Linked DNA regions of Homo sapiens: region 2 is linked to region 1. Evidence: chromatin loops called from intact Hi-C (ENCODE). Cell type or tissue: adrenal gland. All regions are shown on one strand. Links, peaks and the distances in the headings refer to the core of each region. The heading gives the core; the rest is flanking DNA. Region 1 overlaps FRMPD1 (FERM and PDZ domain containing 1). Region 2 has its middle 13 kb from the start of TOMM5.

What was found. Peaks named below come from ENCODE experiments on the same cell type or tissue, not always from the same donor. Only the 100,000 strongest peaks of a DNase experiment are listed, where the experiment ranks them.
Region 2: it touches region 1 in a loop (2.0-fold over the local background); 9 of 110 quality-filtered maps call a loop at or near these places.

What each region holds. Positions count from the first base shown.
Region 1 is chr9:37,727,697-37,738,732 of GRCh38, forward strand. It overlaps FRMPD1 (FERM and PDZ domain containing 1), which reads left to right. Exons shown (of 16, transcript NM_014907.3): 8 at 2,032-2,157; 9 at 3,288-3,407; 10 at 4,608-4,744; 11 at 5,777-5,903; 12 at 6,034-6,129; 13 at 7,856-8,038; 14 at 9,400-9,547. Among named protein-coding and RNA genes, the nearest start is that of TRMT10B, 21 kb to the right of the region's middle. In adrenal gland, for the core only: no CTCF peak of the experiment used is centred there; a DNase peak (open chromatin) is centred at 4,795.
Region 2 is chr9:37,599,737-37,610,772 of GRCh38, forward strand. It overlaps a transcript of FRMPD1 not described here. Among named protein-coding and RNA genes, the nearest start is that of TOMM5, 13 kb to the left of the region's middle. RefSeq lists a silencer at 500-682. In adrenal gland, for the core only: no CTCF peak of the experiment used is centred there; no DNase peak of the experiment used is centred there.

The DNA of each region.
Region 1 (11,036 bases), core at 928-8,927:
TGGGTAGTTATGGGGGGTGATGAACAAGTGGAGAGAGGGCTCCGAATCAGGAGTCATGAGGAGGGAGGAAATGGACCCTTCAGGACTAGTCACTGGGTAGTTATGGGGGGTGATGAACAAGTGGAGAGAGGGCTCCGAATCAGGAGTCATGAGGAGGGAGGAGCACCTGATGGTGCGAGACTTACTGCGTTTGAGGTTCTGGCAGGACATTTATGATTTCTGTTTACTCACCAAGTGAAAGTTTGTGTGCATCTATTATGTGCCAAGCACTGGATATACTGCATAACAGAGCACAGCACAGGCAAGGCCCACATCCTCAGAGAGTTTAACATCTAGTGGGGTGAAAGACAATAAGCAAGAAAACAGAGATTAGCAGTTGGCATGCATTGAATACTTACCATCTGCCAGGTGCTGTTCTAAGTGCCTTCTATGGGGAAATCAATTCAATGTACACAACAACTCTATGAGATAGGTGTTAATATTATTCCCATTCTACAGATGAAAACACTGAGGCATAGAGAGAAGAAGCAATTACAGCTAGGAATTGGGAATGGAGGTCTAGAACCCATTCCCTTAACTTTACCATGGCTGTTAATTGAAGAAAATAATATTAAATAATGGTGAGGGAAATAAACAGGACACTGGGACAGAGAGTAACAGGGATGATTATGTATGCTGGCCAGAGAAAGCCTCTCTAAGAGGTGACATTTGGACTGAAACTCGAAGGAAGAGAAAGAAACAGACCTGGAAAGAGTAATGGGGAAAGTATACTGGGCAGAGGGAACAGCATGTGCGAATGCTTCGAGGCAGCAAAGACCTCACAGAGGGCTGCTCTAGTGAGCAAGAAGAGTGTGGCGTGGCAACCAGGATGCCTCAGCGCAGCATTCACAACCATTCCGTCCTGTCAGCCACTCTCAGAATTACGCATTATTGTCCTCTATTTGGAGAGGAAGTGACTGGGGTTCAAAAGTGTCCCTCAGTTGTGGCTGGACGTGGTGGCTCATTCCTGTAATCCCAGCACTTTGGGAGGCTGAGACTGGCAGATCACCTGAGGTCGGGAGTTCGAGACCAGTATGACCAACATGGTGAAACTCCATCTCTACTAAAAATACAAAAATTAGCTGGGCGTGGTGGCGCACACCTGTAATCCCAGCTACTTGGGAGGCTGAGACATGAGAATTGCTTGAACCCAGGTGGCGGCGGTTGCAGTGAGCTGAGATCACAGCATTGCACTCCAGCCTGGGCGACAGAGCGAGATTCCGTCTCAAAAAAAAAAAAAAAAAGTTTCACTCAGTTGCATAGTGAGTGGGTGGTGGGATTCTGTCTAGTAAGCAGTCAAAGATACAGACTGGGAGCCTGGCCAACGTGGCAAAACCCCGTCTGTACTAAAAATACAAAAAAACTAGCTGTGTGTGGTGGCAAACGCCTATAATTCCAGCTCTTTTGGAGGCCAAGGCAGGCAGATCACTTGAGGTCAGGAGTTCAAGACCAGCCTGGCCAACATTCCAAAACCCCATCTCTACTAAAAATACAAAAATTAGCCAGGCATGGTGGCATGTGCCTATAATCCCAGCTACTCGAGAGGCTGAAGCAGGAGAATTGCTTGAACCCAGGAGGCAAGGGTTGTAGTGAGCCAAGATCACGCCACTGCACTCCAGCCTGGGTGACAGCCTGGGAGACCCTCTCAAAAAAAAAAAAAAAAAAAAAAAAAAAGATAGAGACTGGGAACTCTAGAGAGAGAATAAGTCTAGGGACATAGGAGAGAGGCAGAAACCTCCACTGGATGGCTTCAGCCTTCCAAGTAAAGCAAGACAGGGTGGCTGTATGGATGGTGATGGAGCTTGAGGAGAGGGGAGCTGTGGCTGCAGGGCCGTAAGGGGCCTGATGAGTGGGACCAGACTCTGGCGTAAGTCAGCAGTGGGCATGTCAGTGCAGGCTTTTCTCTCCCTAGCTGCACTGAGGAATGGCAGGAAGGCCAGGGAAGTCCTTCCTGTTTCTTGCGTAACTCCTGCACCTCTCTGTGCCTGCTAGGACATCATCCTCACCGTGAAGGAGAAGCTGTCCATCCGAAGTATCGAGTACTTTGCACTGGCCCTGGAAGAGCAGTACAGCATCTCCCGGCTGCACCTGCTGCACGAAGAGGAACTCATCCAGCAGGTAGGGAGGACTGACCGCCTGTTCCTGGGAGGCATGGGCTGGGCTGGCTGCATACCTCAGCCAGAACCTCTGGGGACAGGGCTCAGCACATCTGCAGGTTTGATGCACTTTCTCTTGCCCCAGAAGGCACAGAGCTCACTCAGCCTGGGGGTTATGGGACAAGAATCAGCCTGATTTTCATCTGCTAGTATGAGGTAGGCAGGACACAGATTTAAGGTCCCCATTTTGCAGATGTGGAGACAAAGGCTTAGAGAGGTAAGGTGACTTTCTCAAGGTAACACAGCTGATAGAACCCTGATCTTTTGCTTCTAGCTCTGATGATCTTCCCTTGCACCTGCTGCCTTTGAGCCATTAGGGAAGCATTTGTTGCTGTGTCTAAGCCCTTCTTGTGGGACTTACCCCCGATATGGTTCCTGATGGCAGAATAGGGTAAACACAGCCAAACGGTCTATATCACTCAATCTCCCAACCATTCAATAATATGTTGTACCAACTTTTTAAAGCTAAACACAGGTTAGTTCAACAAATCTTTGTGAGTCTGTTACAAAGATGAGGAGGATTTTAACAGTTGGAAATGAGTAATACATAACCTCATAAAAGCCACCCTGAACATTCCTCTTTGCAGATGAATTCTTACCCAATGCACTCACCGATTAGAAGGTTTACTGCTTGCAGACTTTTTAATTACTTCTATTCCATTTGCATTGGGAAAGAAAATCACATTAAATCCCTAAGATAGTTTAAGTGAAATAAAGTAAGTTGTAGAATGGTATGTATACTATATTATTATTTGTGGAAGATAAAAGAATAGACTTATACTGAAGCATGAATATACATAAACTGTCTCTGGAAGGGGCACACAAGAAACTGAAAACAGGAGTTTCCTCTGGAAAGGGAAACTGGAAGATAGGTGAGTGGGAAATGCTGCCCTTTTGAACCTTTTACATTTTGTACCCAGGAAAAAGAAAGTCAAATTAGGAGTAAAGGTCTATGGCTGTCTTGGGAAGCACTAGAATTGAAATCTCTGGGAACTGTCTTTCACTGTCTGTGTTTTATAGAGTGGTTTTGTGGAATGACTGCAAGGACAAAGGCAGTTAGGAGATTAATAGTATCTCCCTTACCCATCGCAGGTGGTAGAAAGGGAGGAGTCACATGACTACCGCTGCCTCTTCAGGGTCTGTTTTGTTCCCAAGGACCCCCTGGACCTCCTGAAAGAAGACCCCGTGGCCTTTGAATACCTCTATCTGCAGGTGACTGGGTCTGTGCTTCCTAAAATAACAGTGGTTGTTCTCAAAGATGGTGCACTGGGTGATTTTGAACGTGAGCTCGAGGCCATTAAACAACTCCCTGGTAGGGATTCTCTTTATCTGAAGGAGAATGGGCCTGATCATCGCTCAGAATTCCCTTTTCCATCACTGAGTTGCTGTTTTAGCAGGTGTGCGATATCAGAATGAAATTCAGGCTCAGTCCTCAATGTAGATGATACATTTTCTAATACCATTTTAGGATCTTTAGAATTACAGTTTTTATTGCCAAAAGGGGCCTTAGTGCTTTAAAACCTCGTTTTAGAATGATGACACTGAGTCTTGGAAAGGTCGTGTGATTTGCCTGGGTCACTCACTTAGTGGCAGAGCCAAAACCTGGTTCTTGATCCGTGGCCTGGTGCTCCCCCTATTCTACCTCCTTAGATGAGAGTTATGATGCCATTTTTATTCTGATGAAAAATAATCATTTGGAGCCGGGTGCGGTAGCTCACGCCTGTAATGTCAGCATTTTAGGAGGCCGAGGCAGGTGGACCACTTGAGGTCAGGAGTTTGAGAACAGCTTGGCCAACATGGTGAAACCCCGTCTCTACCAAAAATACAAAAAATTAGCCAGCCGTGGTGGCACACACCTACAGTTCCAGCTGCTTGAGAGGCTGTGGCAGGAGAATCACTTGAACCTTGGAGGTGGTGTTTGCATTGAGCCAAGATCATGCCACTGCACTCCAGCCTGGGTGACAGAGCGGGATTCTGTCTCCAGAAAAGAAAAAAAAAAAGAAAAAGAATCATTTGGCAGATATCACCATTTTACAGATGAGATAACTCAGACTAGGTGGATTGGACTGCCCCAAGTCTTACAGAAATGGTGGCAGAAAATAATAATAATAGCAATAACAACGCCATCAATACTTTATATTTGTATAACACTGTGTGCCTTATACCTGCTTTCATATGCATTATCTAATTTAAGTCTCACAGAAACCACATAAGGTAGATTTTACTATCCTCATTTACCAGACACCAAATGCTTGGAGAGTCTTGGTAACTTAACCAAGGTCACACAGCCAAGAACTGTCAGAGCCAGCTCTCAAAGCGGAGCTCCTGGTCCTGCTGCCTTTCACCCGAGAGAACGAGGGGACACAGTATGTCTGCTTTTGTTTCCCATCTGCTCTATTTAATCTCTTCTAGAGCTGCAGCGATGTGCTCCAGGAGCGCTTTGCTGTAGAAATGAAATGTAGCTCTGCACTCCGACTCGCGGCTCTGCACATCCAGGAACGGATCTACGCCTGTGCCCAGCCACAGAAGATCTCTTTAAAGTATATAGAGTGAGTGGCAGGGGATGGCAGCTGCATTGCATTTATAACTTGCTGGCCCCTGGCCAGGAGGGCCAGATGCCACAGAAAGCTGATAGTCACCCACCTACCCATCTGTCTGTTGTCTTTCCATCCATTTCCCTCTGCACCCTCTCTAATCTGACCTGGCTCCCCCAGATGTCTGAACCTGGCTGCTCTCTCTGGGACAGAAGCCAACTCCAGATGGAATGTCACAGGATTCCCTTGTAAATTGCCTGTTCCTGGGAAGATGTCTTGGGAAATCAGTTGCCAGCATCAGTGTTAAGCTTTTCTAGGGGTGGGAATGCCTTGGAAGTTAATTTTTCCCGTGGATATGAACCAGTTCCTATTGCATTATGTCTCCACTAGAGCAGTTTCAAGTCCTACGATTCCAGCACCTTCTGATTCTTAGCTTAGAATTGTTCTGGACAGCATCACTCAGGTTTGCTAAGCCCCTCCCCAGATCTCAGCTCTGTCCTGCCTGAGCATCAGAATCAGATGGGGAATCATATTTTTAAAAATACAGCATATCCTTGGCCCTACCCCTGATGTACTAAGTCCAATCTCTCGCAGCAGGGCCTGAGAATCTGTAGTTTTAGCAATTTTCTGGGGGATTTTGAAGCTGCTAGGCTGGCACCATGCTGAAGCTTAGCCTAGGGGATTCACAGGAGCTCTGCGTTGCCCCATGAGAGTGTCTTGTACTCTCTTGTATGCTGTCATTATTTGCCATGTATTTTGTAGTGAAAAAGATTCAGAACTCCTGCTCTGACTGATAGATGGTCACACCACACCAAGAGTAATGAGCTCCCAGAATGATCAATGGGGTTTAGTTCCTGAATGCCTGTGGGGATTTTTGTGGAGAGTGTGTGTATGTGTGTGTGAGAAAGAAAAAGAGAGGAGGAGAAAGTGGCTCGTAATTGCTGTATTATGGGAACACTAAGTACTGAATCAAATGTAATTATGCTCTTCATTAGAGCCAAGTACCCTGTAGAAATGGGCCTCCTTGTCTCCAATGTCTCATGGCAGGAAAGACTGGGGAATAGAGAACTTTATATCTCCAACTTTACTCCGAAACATGAAAGGCAAAGACATCAAGAAAGCCATTAGCTTCCACATGAAGAGGAACCAGAATTTGCTGGAACCCCGACAGAAGGTAATGAAGGTGCCTCTGCCGACCCACTCAGCTGTCGTCTGTGAAACCTTAGGAAAAACATTTTCAACACTGCCTGGATTTTAGACCAATGAATAACTCTGACTTCAAGTGTTTTTTTTTCTCTATTAAGCAACTTATTTCTGCTGCCCAGCTACGTTTAAATTATCTACAGATCCTCGGAGAACTCAAGACATATGGTGGAAGAATCTTTAATGCTACTTTAATGGTATGTATTAGAGAACTGTGAAATCCTACTCACGTAAGGGACCTTAGAGATCCTCTGAAAATCAATGTGTCTTTTAGCCTAAAATTCCTGAGGACTCTGTCATGTACTAGAATTTGTCTGGTAAACTAAATAGTACACCACTGGAAAATATTTACCACGCGTTTGCTTGGTGCTACCCCTGTGATAGATGCTAGGGGAAGCAGGGCTGAATAAGATGTGATTTCCGTCCTTGAAGGATGAAACAAGCTACCCAACAAAATGAAGCAAAGCCATGAGACAGGTTCAGGCCTATTGCTGTGGAGTTTGGAGACAGAAGGTAGCACTGCTTGCTTCAGGGTAAGTATAGGGAGGAGAAGGGGTTAAGGAAAGAGGCAAGAGGAAGCCTGAATTTGGCCAGACTTCAGTAGAGAGGAAAAGGCATTCTGGGTCAGAAGGGGATGGTAAGCAGTTCACTCTGGAGCTTTGGGTATATGAAGGTGAAGAGGAAAATTGGAAATCATGAAAGAAAAATAAGAGTGTTTGACTGCCAAGCTGAGTCTCTGATTGTTCAGAAGGGAGGAATGAGGGGTGGGCCTGAGAAGAGAAACGAGAAGCAGAAAAGCCCTCTGCTCTCTTCCCATTCTCCTGCCTGCTTCTTTTTGGAGCCTAGGCCTAGAGCTTGTGCCTTTCAGCAGTCAGTGTCTCGGGGGTATGGTTTCAGAGAGCTTTCCTCCAGCACTGTCAGCCCCAGGACTCTGCAGCACAAAACCAATTTACAATTAGAGTGGGGTTTTAAAAAAATATTAACCAAAATCCTTTCAAAAGATTTGGTATGCATCTCAGTCATTTACAGTGATGGGCCAATGTAATCAGACTGCTAACCTAACAATGTAGATGGAAGAAGAGAATCAGTGTTTTGAAAGAAAGGAAGAGCATCAGATAGTTAGGGGAAGGGGAAACACAGATGGATTCTTCGTTTAAGTAGAAGACCCAAAAGGTGGGAAAGAGACTAGATCACAGAAAGGAAAGTTTTGAAGGTACAAGAAAAACTTCCCAATTTTTCTAAGGGCTAATTCTACCCTCTCCCAGCTGTCCAGTTCCAGTCCCCAGTCTCCCTTTACCTTTCTTGTCTAAGGAAAGAACTGGTAGTGGGAGAAGCAACCAGCTACATGGAACAGGTTCAGGGTGCTTGCTGGGCACTGCGGGTTACAAATAGAGATAAATGCAGACTCTGTTGTCAAGAAACTTAATGTGGAAAATGAGACTTAATACAAATAATTAAAATAAGAAGTCATAAGTGTTCAGTGCTAGTAGAGAAGTAAGAGGAAGTGGTACAGAACAACAGAGAGGAAAGGGAGATTTCTGGCTTAAGGAGGCTGAGATCAGGCAGATGCTTTCCATAGGCAGTAGGTTTTGATGTAAGCTTTTAAAGAAGGATCAGGATTTAAATGGGAAATGATGGCAGGGAAGGGATTCAAAGAGCAGGAAGATAGGTACATAGGTGTGAAAATACAGATGTGTTTATGGCTGTGGCTCAGGGCTATATTGGAAAGAGTTTTGGGGAAATAAATTTACACTTTGATTTAGCTGTTGATGGGGTCCAAGTTAGGCAATAGTCTGGAGGAGTGGTGGTTAGGATCCAAAGTAGGAATCAAGGAGTTTGCAGCGAGAGGTATTATTGCTTACATGTGAAATGTATTTTCACTCGCTTGCGAATGGAGACTAATTCCCCTTCCACCCTCTGCAGTTACAGGATAGAGAATCCTACATTGCCCTTCTAGTTGGAGCCAAGTATGGGATTAGCCAGGTTATCAATAGCAAACTCAACATCATGTCCACATTGGCAGAGTTTGCAAACATCAGCCGTGTAGAGCTAACGGAAGAGTCTGAGAAAGTGAGCGTCGTCAAAGTGTATCTTCAGGACGTCAAGGTAACACAATGGGGAGAGATTCTGAATTCAACTGCTGGAATTTGGGGCCAAATAGGGGCCAGGCTAGTTTATATGAATTTTAAATAATAATAAAGTCTAATGTCCAATATCTGCTTAAGAGGACGAATTGTCCATCCTGTTCTATCAAACGGAAAGTGGTAAATGGTAAATTTTCCTGAAGAGGTCCTAAAAGGTTTTTTTGCACAAACTGAGATGGACCATGTGCTTTCCTGTTGGATTTAGAAACGTAGATGGAGAACACCAGAGGATTTTTTTTTTTTTTTGAGACAGAGTCTCACTCTGTTGCCCAGGCTGGAGGGCAGTGACACGATCTTGGCTCACTGCAAGCTCCGCCTCGTGGGTTCACACCATTCTTCTGCCTCAGCCTCCCAAGTAGCTGGGACTACAGGCGCCCACCACCATGCCCGGCTAATGTTTTGTATTTTTTCGTAGAGATGGGGTTTCACTGTGTTAGCCAGGATGGTCTCGATCTCCTGACCTCGTGATCCACCCGCCTTGGCCTCCCAAAGTGCTGGGATTACAGGCGTGAGCCACCGCGCCCGGCCCACCAGAGGATTTTATCACATGAATGGGACCAGATTGCTGCTCAAAAGCTTTGAGTGGTGGGCATTAAAATGGGTAAATAGTGGGCCCGGTGTGGTGGCTCACGCTTGTAATCCCAGCTACTTGGGAGGCTGAGGCAGGAGAATCACTTAAACCCAGGAGGCAGAGGTTGCAGTGAGCAAAAGATTGCACCATTGCACTCCAGCCTGGTGACAAGAGCAAAACTCTGTCTCAAAAAAAAAAAAAAAAAAGGTAACTAGTGCAGGGTACCTCCTGAGCCTCTCTCAAAGGTCTTACTTTTATTCTGCCCTCCTTTGATTTAATCCCAACATACTCAATATTGGTGCTTTATTCTTATCACCCTCTCCCTCATTCTCCACATGTTCTTGCTCCTTTTTCTTTTTTAAGTTCAGTCTTGCAAGTCCCTCTGCAGGAATGAACAGGGTGGGATGGGGCAGTTTGGATATGGCGCTGGGGTAGAGGATGAGGAGTCAGAAGACACTGTATAGATTGGGTGGGAAGGACCCACTGTGTGTGAGTGAGTGTGTGAGTGCGTGAGAGTGTGTGTGTGTGTGTGTGTATGTGTGCGCACACACACACGCGATGGTGTCTGTACGAGTACATGCATGTCCTCATTTAAAGCCTTGCAAGTGAGGATATGGGGCACCAGGAGACCTACCTGTGGACCATGGCCGGATTTACCTGGAATCTCTCGTTGGTCCCACATGGCTTTGTTGTCAGTCTTCAGACTGTCCCTTGGTCCTTGATAAACATGAGATTTCTATTTGCTTTCAAAGGTTCTGACTTTGCTGCTGGAATCCAACAGTGCAAAAGACCTAGCCTGCCTGATTGCTGGGTACTACAGGCTGTTGGTTGACCCAGTTACCTCCATTTTCCTCTGGCCTGGAAACAAACAACAAGCGCACCGGGTATCTGCAGAAGAAGGTGAGGCACTGAGTCTTGCCCCAATAAGGACAGGCCCCTTTCACTGGCCTTGTAGGTAAGGGCAGCCTAAAGGGAGGTGGTGAATTGAATTGAGCCGAGGCTTCAGCTCAAGTGGATGAGAGCTATTTCTCTGTTTATTTCCTAGTAAACAATTGATCTTTCATAAATACTAAACAAAGAAGCTTTCTTTGTATCTGAAATTTTCCTGAAACCAAGGAATGCTGTGGAAGAGCTCTAGTTCCCTGCTGTATTTCCTAAGATTGTCTCTCAGATCCACTGCATTTTATCATTATTTCTCAGCCAGGCATTGTGGCTCACGCCTGTAATCCCAGCACTTTGTGAAGCTGAGGCAGGTGGATCACCTGAGGCCAGGAGTTTGAGACCAGCCTGGCCAACATGGTGAAACCTCATCTCTACTAAAAATACAAAATTAGCCGAGCATGGTGGCACATGCTTGTAATCCCAGCTACTTGGGAGGCTGAGGCAAGAGAATCGCTTGAACCCAGGAAGTGGAGGTTGCAGTGAGCCGAGATCGTGCCATTGCACTCCAGCCTGGGCAACAAGAGCGAAACTCCATCTTAAAAAAAAAAAAAAAAAAAAAAAGATTATCATTATTTCTCATCAAAAAGAGATGTCACTTATTTGTTCAGGAAGTAGATGACCTGGCTTCTCTTCCTTACCTATGCACTCTTTTGCAATCTCTTGAAGTATAAAAGAACTTCTCTGCAAGGCAGGTAAGACAGTTTCCTAGGCCAGCTCCCAGTTTCTGCCAGGCTTTTGCCTCAGCACCATTGATGCAGCATGAACCTAGGGCTGTGCTGATAAATGCTTAACAACTCCCTGCAGAGGGACAAAAACAGTTTGAAGGAATTGCCCAATTCCATGGTGTCAACATTCTCACGATGGGTAATTTCAGGCTACCACGATATGATGATACCATGATGAATGTGGAGATGGGAAGAGGTGATCAATAGCACACCACTGTAGAGTGTTTCCTCTATATGGATAAAGTAGAAATCAGCTCAAGAGAATAGGTACTAATACAATAAGTAAAACAGTTAGAAAGTGATGAGTTTGGAGTATCTGTTACCTTTGTTTTTATTTTTATTTTTTTTAGAGGCAGTCTCTCTCTGTCACCCAGGCTGGAGTGCAGTGGTGCAATCTTGGCTCACTGCAGCCTCCACCTCCTGGGTTCAAGTGATTCTCCTGCCTCAGCCTCCCAAGTAGCTGAGATTACAGACACCTGCCACCACGCCCGGCTAATTTTTGTACATTAGTAGAGATGGGGTTTCGCCATGTTGGTCAGACTGGTCTCGAGCCCCTGACCTCAAATGATCTGCCCACCTTAGCCTCCCAAAGTGCTGAGATTACAGGCATGAGCCACGGCGCCCAGCCTGTTACCTTTGTTGTTACACAATGTATTTATGAACGAGGGGTGACTCCTCAGAGTCTGCTCAGGGAGACAACGCAGAGTGGCAACAGGGCTGTT
Region 2 (11,036 bases), core at 1,875-9,874, 130 kb before region 1:
CCATCTCTACCAAAAAAAAAAAAATTTAGTTAGTCATGGTGGTGGCACACACCTGTGGTTCCAGCTACTCCAGAGGCTGAGGTGGCAGGATCGTTTGAGCCTGGGAGATACAGGCTGCAGTGAGCCATGATCGTGCCACCACATGCCAGCCTGAGTGACAAAGCAAGACCCTGTCAAACCCAAACCAAAAAACTCCCAGTATCTGCTATCATTAGTCAGTCCCATTTAAATTATCCCTGGCCTCTGATTCACAGTAAATCTTTTTTAAAAAGTGGCAGAGCACCCACAGTCCTCTTTTCCTCACCTCCTATTTATTCTTTTTTTTTTCTTTGAAATGGGGACTCTCTCTGTTGCCCAGGCTGGAGTGCAGTGGCGCGATCTCAGCTCACTGCAGCCTCCACCTCCTGGGTTCAGGCTATTCTCCTGCCTCAGCCTCCTGAGTAGCTAGGACTACAGGTGCGTGCCACCATGCCTGGCTAATTTTTGTTTTTGTTTTTTTGTTTTTGTTTCTGTTTTTGTTTTTAGTAGAGACGGCATTTCGTCATGTTGGCTAGGCTGGTCTCAAACTCCTGACCTCAAGTAATCCACCCACCTCGGCCTCCCAAAGTGCTGGGATTACGGACGTGAGCCACTATGCCCGGCCACCTCCTATTTATTCTGCAGCCTAAGGACAGGTTGGGCTTTTGGCCCCATCTGTTCTCTGAAACTCCTCCTTTGAGAGAAATCCTTATTGCCAAATCCAGGAGATTCTTGTGGGCCTCAAACCCTCTGCAGCATTTGACACTATTCGCCACATGGCCTTTTCAGGAAAGCTCTCCCCTCTTAGCCTCAGGGATACCACATTCTCTAGCTTTCTTTTCACCTCACTAGATGCTCCATAGCCTCCTTCCACACTCTTCCTTGGGTCACACTTAAATGGCAGCATTCTTTAAGGACCTCTCCTGGATCCCCTTCTCTTCTGTACCCATGGGCAATCTTGCCTGGCCTCAAATGCCATCTTTAGGCTAATGATTTACCACATATGTCACCAGCTCACTTCTCTCCAGAAACACAGAGGTGTATATCCAACCGACCTCCTAACTTCACTGTCTTCTCAGATGTCCCATGGGTACACACTTCACCTGTTCAAGGCAGAACCAATCCTCTTCCCATCTGTCTTAATCCATTTGGGGCTGCTATTACAGAATATCTGAGACTGGGTAATTTATGAAGAACGGAAGTTTATTTTCTCTCAGTTATAACGAGACTGGGAAGTCCAGGATCAAGGTGCTGGCATCTGGTCCAGTGAGGGCCTTCTTGCTGTATCCTCACATGACAGAAGGTGGGAGGGCAAGAGAATGCCCACTCCTGAAAGCCCTTTCATAAGAGCACTAATTCATTCAAGAGGGTGGAGCCCTCATGACCTAAATCTCCCATTAGACTCCACCTCCTAATACTGTTGCATTGGGGATTAAATTTTCAACACATGAAATTTTGGTCACACATTCAAACCATAGCACTCTTCTAATCAATCTTAACTCTTATGCTGTCTAGCCCAATGACTGGCACTACCATCCATTCCCTCTGGTTGTTAAAGCCAGAAATCTGGGAGTCAACTTGACTCTTGCCCCACCCATAGGCCCTACCTTGAATTAACCACTAAGTTTTGTTGATTCTATCTCCTTAATATCTCCAAAAGTCATAATATTCTTTCTGTTCCCACTACTACCACTTTTGCTCAGGCCACCCATTAATTGGTCTTTATTCTGTCTTATCCTCCCTAGTGCGTTGTCTACCTTGCAGCCTGAGTGATCTTCCTAAATATACATTTTATAGTGCAAAGACCCAAAGCAAAGAGTTTGGTGAGCTCAGGGAACATCCAGCAGATCGGTGTATGGAGATAGAGGCGGGAGGTTGAGTGGGAAAAGAGAAGAATAGAGGAAGAGTGAAGAAGAGGCAACAGGTTGAGGAAGAGAGTAAAAAGGGATGATGTTGGTGGGAAGATAGGTCTTTGCACATGAATTCTTTCTGATTAAAATTCCTTTTCCTGGCCAGGTGTGGTGGCTCACGCCTGTGATCCCAGCACTTTGGGAGGCTGAGGCGGGAGGATCACGAGGTCAGGAGATTGAGACCACGTGGTTAACATGGTGAAACCCCGTCTCTACTAAAAACACACACACACACAAAATCCCTTTTTCTATCTCTTCATCTGGCTAATTCCTAATGTCATTCAGAAATAGCTGGGTGCAGTGGTTTATGCCTGTAATCCCAGCACTTTGGGAAGCCGAGGCGGGCAGATCACCTGAGGTCAGGAGTTCAACACCAGCCTGGCCAACATGTTGAAACCCTGTCTCTACTAGAAATAGAAAAAAATTAGCCGGGAGTCATAGCAGAAGCCTGTAATCCCAGCTACTGGGAGGCTGAGGCAGGAGAATTGCTTGAACCCGGGAGGTGGAAGTTGCAGTGAGCCAAGATTTCGCCACTGCACTCCAGCCTGGGCAACAAGAGCGAAACTCCATCTCAAAAATAAATAAATAAATAAATAAATAAATAAATAAATAAATAAAATCACCTTAGATATCACCTTTTCCAAAAAGTCTTTACTAGTTTAGTTAATGGTTACTTGCCAGTGCTGGTTCCTTAGTTGTAACCATGGTACCACTGTAATACAGGATGTTAATACTGGGGAGACCAGGGTGAGAAGTATATGGAATTCTCTGCACTATCTTTGCAACTTTGCTATCAATCTTAAACTATTCTAAATAAAAAGGTCATGAAAAAAATTCCACTAGCTCTCCTGTGCTGGCTTAGCTGCTGCTTCTGTGTGTCTATGAGACCTGTGCCTACTCTTGTCCAAGCGTCAAAGCACTTAGCATAATATCTTACCATTGTCTATGTGTTTTTCTCTTCCACCAAAATAAGGATGGGAATCACGTCTTCTCATTTTTGTATCTCTCATGCCAACACAGTGCCTAGCAAATGAGAACTGTTTGGTTATCTCCTAAGTAAATGTTTATCGTAAATAAGTTTATTTTAGGGGGCACTACCAAAGCTCTTATTACAGGGTAACCTGAAATTATAGCAAAAAAGAACCTAACAGTCTCAGATATTAGAAATGACTTGTAAGCTCTGTTTGCTCCTCAGCATGGAGGACTTGGCAGACCTGTAGTGATGGATATACTTGAACATCCCGTGCATCCCCACACACAGTGTTTCTGTTTCCGGGAGAGCCACGTGATCCTTGTTCCTCTGAAGGTAAAGAGTCCCAGGCCAGCTGAGCTGGGTTAGTTCACTCCAGGTGAGCCTCACAGGCTGCTGCCAAATCCCAGGAGGGTGTGGACTGTGTGCGAGTGCAGGAAAGCCAACTAGGGCAAAGGGCAAAAGAACCAGTTGGAAGAAGAATGACACCACAGGGAGATGAATCTCCAGTTAAGCAATTCTAGTCCCAGCTCTTGCATTAATGAGCTGCGTGACCCTGGCCAAGTGTCTATCTCTTAGTAGGCGCCAGAGTCCATATCTGTAAAATGAGGGCTTGGATTGGCTGGTCTCTACAGTCTCTTCCAGGATTGATGCTGGGATTTGGTGATCAGTGTGAAGACTGTGGACACTGGTGGAAGGAAGGAGGTAAGTGTGTGTTAGGAGCATACGGCAACTGAACCATTGGTTTGGGTTAGCAGGCACCATGAGCAAAAAAACAAACAAAGCCAAAAAAACGAGTTAGGTCAGAGATGTGTTTAAGTCATCCTGGAAGTAGAGACTTCTGGGACACAATAGTTCGACCGCTGTGTCTTAAGGATTTAACTCAGATCCATCAGAAGGAAACATTCCTAAGTATTGCAGTGGGGGAGGTGGGTGGCAGAGCAGTTGTGATTTATACTTAATAGAATGATCATATTTGGGGAGGTTTTTGTGTTTATTGGCTAATAGGTTTTTTGTTTTGTTTTGTTTTGTTTTATTTTGTTTTGTTTTGTTTTGTTTTTGAGACGGAGTTTTGCTCTTGTCGTCCAGGCTGGAGTGCAATGGTGCAATCTCAGCTCACTGCAACCTCTGCCTCCTGAGTTCAAATATTTCTCCTGCCTCAGCCTCCCAAGTAGCTGGGCTTACAGGTGTGTGCCACCACGCCCGGCTAATTTTTTGTATTTTTAGTAGAGATGGGGTTTCTCCATTTTGGCCAGGTTGGTCTCGAACTCCTGACCTCAGGTGATCCGCCCACCTCAGCCTCCAAAGTGCTGGGATTACAGGAGTGAGCCTGTAATCTCATTATTACATAGTTTTGATTATTTGCTTTTCACTGAAATTATCTGTAATTTAAGTGTTGGAGATGATGCAAAGAGTACCACCTGGAACTTGGCTGGGGCAGGCATGGCAGCAATGCAGTGTTTTTGAATGCAACTGTTAAGTGTGCGAATTAAAATTATTTGGAGTTTGAGGCTATGAACTATAAAATCATAAAAATTCAGCATTTTCTTAATCTAAGTGAAAAAAAATCCAGTTTATTTCAAAGTTTACCTTTCCTGACTAGGTAGTAGTGGCTTTGGTGATTATATTAAAGATTATATTAAAGAAAAGTGTCTATTTGCCTAATTGAGTAAATATATTGTAACCAATCATTACTAGTTAAGAAGATCTAGTACCTGGTAGAGAACTTAGGGTGAGTAGAGAAGAAAATAACAGCGTGATTGTTAAAAATCCTAAGAAGATTCTTTTTGTTCACTGTATCAGAATTTCTGAGAGGTGGGTGGAAACACCCACTTTTGTCCCTGAAAGAACTGGAAATATGTAGTCACAAGGTATGCTTAGAAGCAGGGGCTTCTTGCTCAGAGCAACTCCTTCCAAATCTGGTCCTCCTTCTGTGTGGACCAGGTTTTCTTTCCTTCTTAGAAAAATAGTTATGTAATGATTCACTTGTGTTCAGGGATGGTAGAAAATTGCTTAACCTCATAAAGATTTTGGATTTAAATCCTGATGGACAAGGCACCAGCCAAATGTTAGCGTGAAGATGTGTGTCCTTGGTCCTCAGCATTGAAGTGGGCCAAGAGCAAAGAAAAGACCTTCCTGAAAAATGAGGGAACCAGCCAGAACCAGGGAGAATGAAGGGAAGTGGGCCAAGCATTAGGGCCGCAGGAAGAGGAGCCAAAACCCCAAAACAGTAATAGTTAGCATTATTGAGCATTTCTGCTGTGCCAAGCATGGTTCTAAATCATTGAATATAATTCTCACATCAACCCTCTGAGGCAGGCTCTATTATTTCCACTTTACAAATGGAAAAGTCAGGCATAGAGAGGTTAAATATTCATCCAAGGATAATCAGATAGTACATTGTGGAGCTGGAATACAAATCCAGGCAGTTCCACTGTGGAGTCGTTGCTGTTAGTCACCGTGCTTCAGTGCATATATAACCTTTTGATATTGTATATGACTTTCAGTCTGTGCTTCCAGTACCCAGCCTGGGGCTGGGAAGGTAATGGACTTTGCTGGATGTTCCTGAACTGAATGGAACCCAGCAGACTCAGCCTGTGCCCAAACCTGGTACCTGGAGTCTGTGGGAGGCTCTGTTTGGCTCAGCACAATCCTTGGGAGAAGCAGAATGCTAGTCAGTCCCTGAGGGCTGGCAACAAAGCCCAACCCAGCCAGCTGACAGATCATGGCAGGACTCCCCCTTACTGCATTGAAAGGGGTAGGAAAAGCATGGGCACTCAAGAACCCAGAGCTGACGGAGATGAGAAAGCAGCCTGGTCATTCCATAGCACATACTGAGAACCCACTCTACACCAGCCCCTGCTCTGGGCACTAGCCACTGTCAATATAGAATTAGATTGTACATATTCTGTGCCCTAGAGGAGCCCCCTGCTAATGGTGAGAAAGGCCACCTATCTGATAGGACTTTGGAAATTGCCTTAGGACCTCTGTCCTGGTTTGTACAGCAGATAAGACTAATTCCAAATCATATTGTCATTCTGGTAGAATTTTATTTATTTATTTATTTATTTATTTATTTATTTATTTATTTACTGACTGAGACAAGGTCTCACTCTGTCACCCAGGCTGGAGTGCAGTGGCATGATCATAGCTCATCACAACCTCAAATTCTTGGGCTGAAGGGATCCTCCCACCTCAGCCTCCTGAGTAGCTGGGACTACAGGTTCATGCCTGGGTAGTTTTTAAATTTTATGTAGAAGCAGGGTCTCACTTTGTTGCCCAGGCTGGTCTTGAAGTCCTGGGCTCAAATGATCCTTCCACCTCAGCCTCCCACATAGCTGGGATTACAGGCATGAACCGCTACACTCAGCCTTACGGAAGTTTAAATATTCAGCTCACTGCCCACTAACTGAAATCAGGAGATGGGTTGTATAATCTGTAGACCCCTGGATGAACTTTTTGGAGCAAGGATGTAGGGGCTAAGGTTATGGCAGGTCTGGGTAGACAGAATCTGCAACAGGACTCTGTAATTAAAATGGCAGTAGAGATGGTTGGATAAGAGAGGGGAGAAGGAAAGAAACCTGCTCTTGTATTCATAAAACAGTAGGGCATATTTATCCCGGTGGAAGAGGGCATTTATTCTGTGTGCCAGCCATGGAACCATCTATTGGATCAAGCCTCTTGAGTGATGAAAAAATTGTTGTAGACTAGGGACTTATTTGGTGATGAAAGTGATGTCTGATTTGCTTGTTGTACTGGTGGCATTCTTTGTATTGCCTTGTTTCACTCTCAGAAGTATTCTGGGTTGGATGACAAACTTTATGGTCACACTGCCCATGGACAAAAAGATACCTGTATTTTTCTGGTGGCCCTGAGTTCTAAATTTTAAAGCCAAAGAGAGGTTGGTGTATAAAGCACCTCTTGCTAAATAGCGTTTTCTTCTGGCACCACCACGCTGAATATGCACAAAACTCTTTTCTTTTCCCTCTTAGCTTGGCTGGAAATATAAAACTAAAATTTACTTTAAAATTAATAGAAAACAAAAAAGATTCCCTTTAAACCAGAAAAACAGATACAGGATAGAAATTTATTAAGTTCTTGCCACAGATCAGCTTGACTGGCTCAGTTCAGAATGATCAGTTCCTGGATTGCTTAGCTCTCCTCCACCTAGAGTTCTGGGACACACAGCCAGAGAGAGGCTGGAGTAGGAGTGTCTGCAGGGAACCATAGATGTAAGGGAGTCCTTGGCCCTTCACATGTCATTCTGGGCTATGAGACCCTGAGGGGTTAGTCCTTGACTCCTGGGAGAAGGGAGAAGGGTTTTGTTTTTATTATTTTTTCACATGAAGCCACTGCTTGAAGCATAGTGACAGTGAATGTAGAAATCATTAGAAACATGGTTGAGCACAGTGGCTGACACCTATAATCCCAGCACTTTGGGAGGCCGGGGCGGGTGGATCACCTGAGGTCAGGATTTCGAGACCAGCCTGGCCAACGTGGAGAAATCCCGTCTCTAATAAAAATACAAAAATTAGCCAAGCATGGTGGCTCGTGCCTGTAATCCCAGCTGCTTGGGAGGCTGAAGCAGGGAGAATCACTTGAACCCGAGAGGCGGAGGTTGCAGGGAGCCAGGATCACACCACTGCACTCCAGCCTGGGTGACAAAGTGAGACTCCATCTCAAAAAAATCATTAGAAACAAAAGAATCCGGGGAAAGGAATGAAAGTGGTGTTTCATGAAGTTTAATTGAGCAATGACCTCCTCATTAGCAGCAGTCAGTTCAGTTTATGTGACCTCATTTAAGGAAAAAAAACAAGGATTAGGGGAAAAAGCGCCTCCTTTGTGTTACTGTTCCTTCTCTCTCTCACTGGTACATCCACCTGTATCCTTGTGGTTGTGTTGCCATTGCTAAATTCATCAAACAAGGTCTGTGATTGTATGTGACCTTAGTCATCTATTTGTTACACAAGCATTTTTGGATTGTTTGAACCATTCAACACCTCTTTCCTTTGCATATAAATGGAGATTAGGAGGATTCTTAATAGGTAGTTATTGAGCATCAAGCCTGTCATAGATATTAAGGAGAATTACAGGGTCGGGGATTTATAGTCAAAATTCAAAGAGATGTGAAAATAATGAGAAACCTCATGGTTTAGGTTTTGATGTTAGAAGCTCGCTGCTTCAAAGATCTAGAAATGTGTAATAAAACCATACCAGCTCTTGTTTCTACTTCCCCAACATAAAACAGCTAAAGATCACTGAATAAATTAATAGACGATAGCAAGAGTGTGTTTCTTCAAGGGAAGTTCCTCTGAGAAGCTTGCTATTTCAGGAAGACATGGGTCGTGGCTTTTGTGAATCAATTTTAAAAGGAGCCAGATAAACTTGTGGCCAGCGATAACATCTATAGCTATTGAAGGCGAGACGGGGTAGTCAGTTCTCATGCTGCATTGCATTTAAACCCTGTGTCACGAAGGCTACGTGAACAGGCTGGGAATGTCTTCCCCACAGGGTCCTTGCTCGTATTCAATTTCTCCTGATAAACTGCCTCATTCTCCATGTCAAACCCTTTTCAAAGCTTGACATAAATTCTGGGTTGATGAAGTAACATACTGATTATTTAAGAAACATGGCATAACTTATAAGGACTAGGATGCATGCCCAACTCTTCAAAGTTTTGAACTCTGGGGCCTAGAAACCAATTTCAAAGGCACTGCCTACTTTCTTTCTTTCTCTTCTTTCTCTTTCTTTCTTTTTTTTTTTCTATCTTTCTCTCTTTCTTTCTTTCCTTCCTTTACATCCTTCCTTCTTTTCTTTTCCTTTCTTCCTTCCCTCCTTCCTTCCTTCTTTCCTTCCTTCCACTTTCTTTCTTCCTTCCTGAGATGGGGGGAGGGTAGTTGGTCTCACTATGTTGCCCAGGCTGGACTTGAACTCCTGGGCTCAAGTGATCTTCCTATCTCAGCCTCCCAAGTAGCTGGAACTATAGGCACTTGCCACTGTGCCTGGCAAGACTTAGTTTTCTTTTGCAAATCATTCCTGGGAATTGACACAGAAACAACTTATTAATCTTAAAAGCAACCATATTCATAACTTCATAGTAATGATAAAAATACTAAGAGTATTTAAATTTCAATAAGAATAATAGCTGAAATGTATTGGGGGCGTATTGTGTGCTAGGCCCTGTGTACACTGAAAGTTTCACATGGATTGTCTTGTTTAATCCTCCCAATAATAAGCATTATTATGTAGGTGTTATTATATTATCCCAGTTTTACAGATGAATATTATTACAGTCCAACCGTGCTCCTGAATTCCTGACCAAACATCCAACTGTCCACTCAACATCTCTGTTTGGATGTTTAATAGGCATCTCAGGCCGGGCATGGTGGCTCACGCCTGTAATCCCAGCACTTTGGGAGGCTGAGGCGGGCAGATCACCTGAGATCAGGAGTTCGAGACCAGCCTGACCAACATGGAGAAACCCCGTCTCTACTAAAAATACAAAAAGTTAGCCGGGCATGGTGGCACATGCCTGTAATCCCAGCTACTTGGGAGGCTGAGGCAGGAGAATCACTTGAACCTGGGAGGCGGAGTTTGCGGTGAACCCAGATCACGCCATTGCACTCCAGCCTGGGCAACAAGAGCGAAACTCCGTCTCAAAAAAAAAAAAAAAGTATCTCAAGTTTAAAATGTCTAAAACTTGGCTCCTAATATTCCCTTCTCGTTCCTCTGCCCCCAAGAAACTTCCTCCCCTTCAGTTTTCCTCATCTCAGGTAGCGGCAAGTCCAGCCTTCAGGTTGCTGAGGCCCAAAACCTTGGAGTCATCTTTGACTCATCTCTTTCTCTCAAACCCTGCATCCAATCTGGTCAGCAAATCCTGTTGCTGCACCTTCATAAAGCATATCCAGAATCAGAGTACTTCTCACTCCTCCACTGTTACTTCCCTGCTTCAAACCACCATCCTCTTTCACCCGGATGATTGCAGTAACCTTCCGCCCTCACCCCCTTCAAGTCTGTTCATCATGGTAGCTAAAGTGCTCTTGTTAAAATGCAAGTTCAAAACCTTTCAGCGGCTTCCCATCTGACTCAGAGTGGAAATCAAAGCCCTTACAATGGCTACAAAGGCTCCACGGGCCCGTGTCTTCTCTCACTGGCTGTCCTTCCCTCAGCCTTCCTCACTAGCTTCCTCGGCTCCAGCCTCCTTGCTCTTCCTCAGGAAAGCCAAGCCTACTCAGGGCCCCAGAGTCTTGGCTCTGATTCTTCCCTCTGCCTGGACTGCTTTCCCCAACACCCTATCCACAGGCTTTGGAGCTGCCTCTCTTTCAGGTCCAATGTCACTTTCCCAGAAAGCCCTGCCCTGAAGCCCCATTTAGTTTTTACAACTACCCCCGGCCAGCAGTCGTCATGTTTCTTCCCAACTTTAGTTTCTTCCCAGCACTTGCCACCATTGAACATACTACATAGTTTTCTTAATTTGTTGTCTCTTTCCCCACAATAGAATGTCAGCTCCATGAATGTGGAGATTTTTTTGAATTTTGAATCATTATGGATACATAACAGTTGTACATAGTTACGGGATACATGTGATATTTTGATGCAAGCATACAGTGTATAATGATCAAATCAGAGTCATTGGGCTATCCATCACCTCAAGCAAGGGCAGAGATTTTTGTCTCTTTTTTTTACTTCAGTATCCTTAGTGGCCAGAACAGTGTCTAGCACATAAGAGACACTCCATTTGTTGAATAACTGAATAAATGAGGAAAGTGAGGTTTAGGACTTGCTTGACTTTATTTTATTTTATTTTATTTTTTTAGAGACGGAGTCCCACTCTGTCAAAAAAACAACAACAAAAAACAAATGGTATACTGTTTACACTGTCCTATATCTCTCTTTTTCATTTATCATATCATATATGTTAGAGATTGTGTTATATCAGTACATGAATAACTATCACATTCTTTTTTTTTTTTTTTTGAGACAGCGTTTCTCTCTTGTTGCCCAGGCTGGAGTGCAATGGCGCGATCTCGGCTCACTGCAACCTCCGCCTCCTGGGTTCAAGAGATTCTCCTGCCACAGCCTCCTGAGTAGCTGCGATTACAGGCGTGCGCCATCACACCTGGATAATTGTGTGGTTT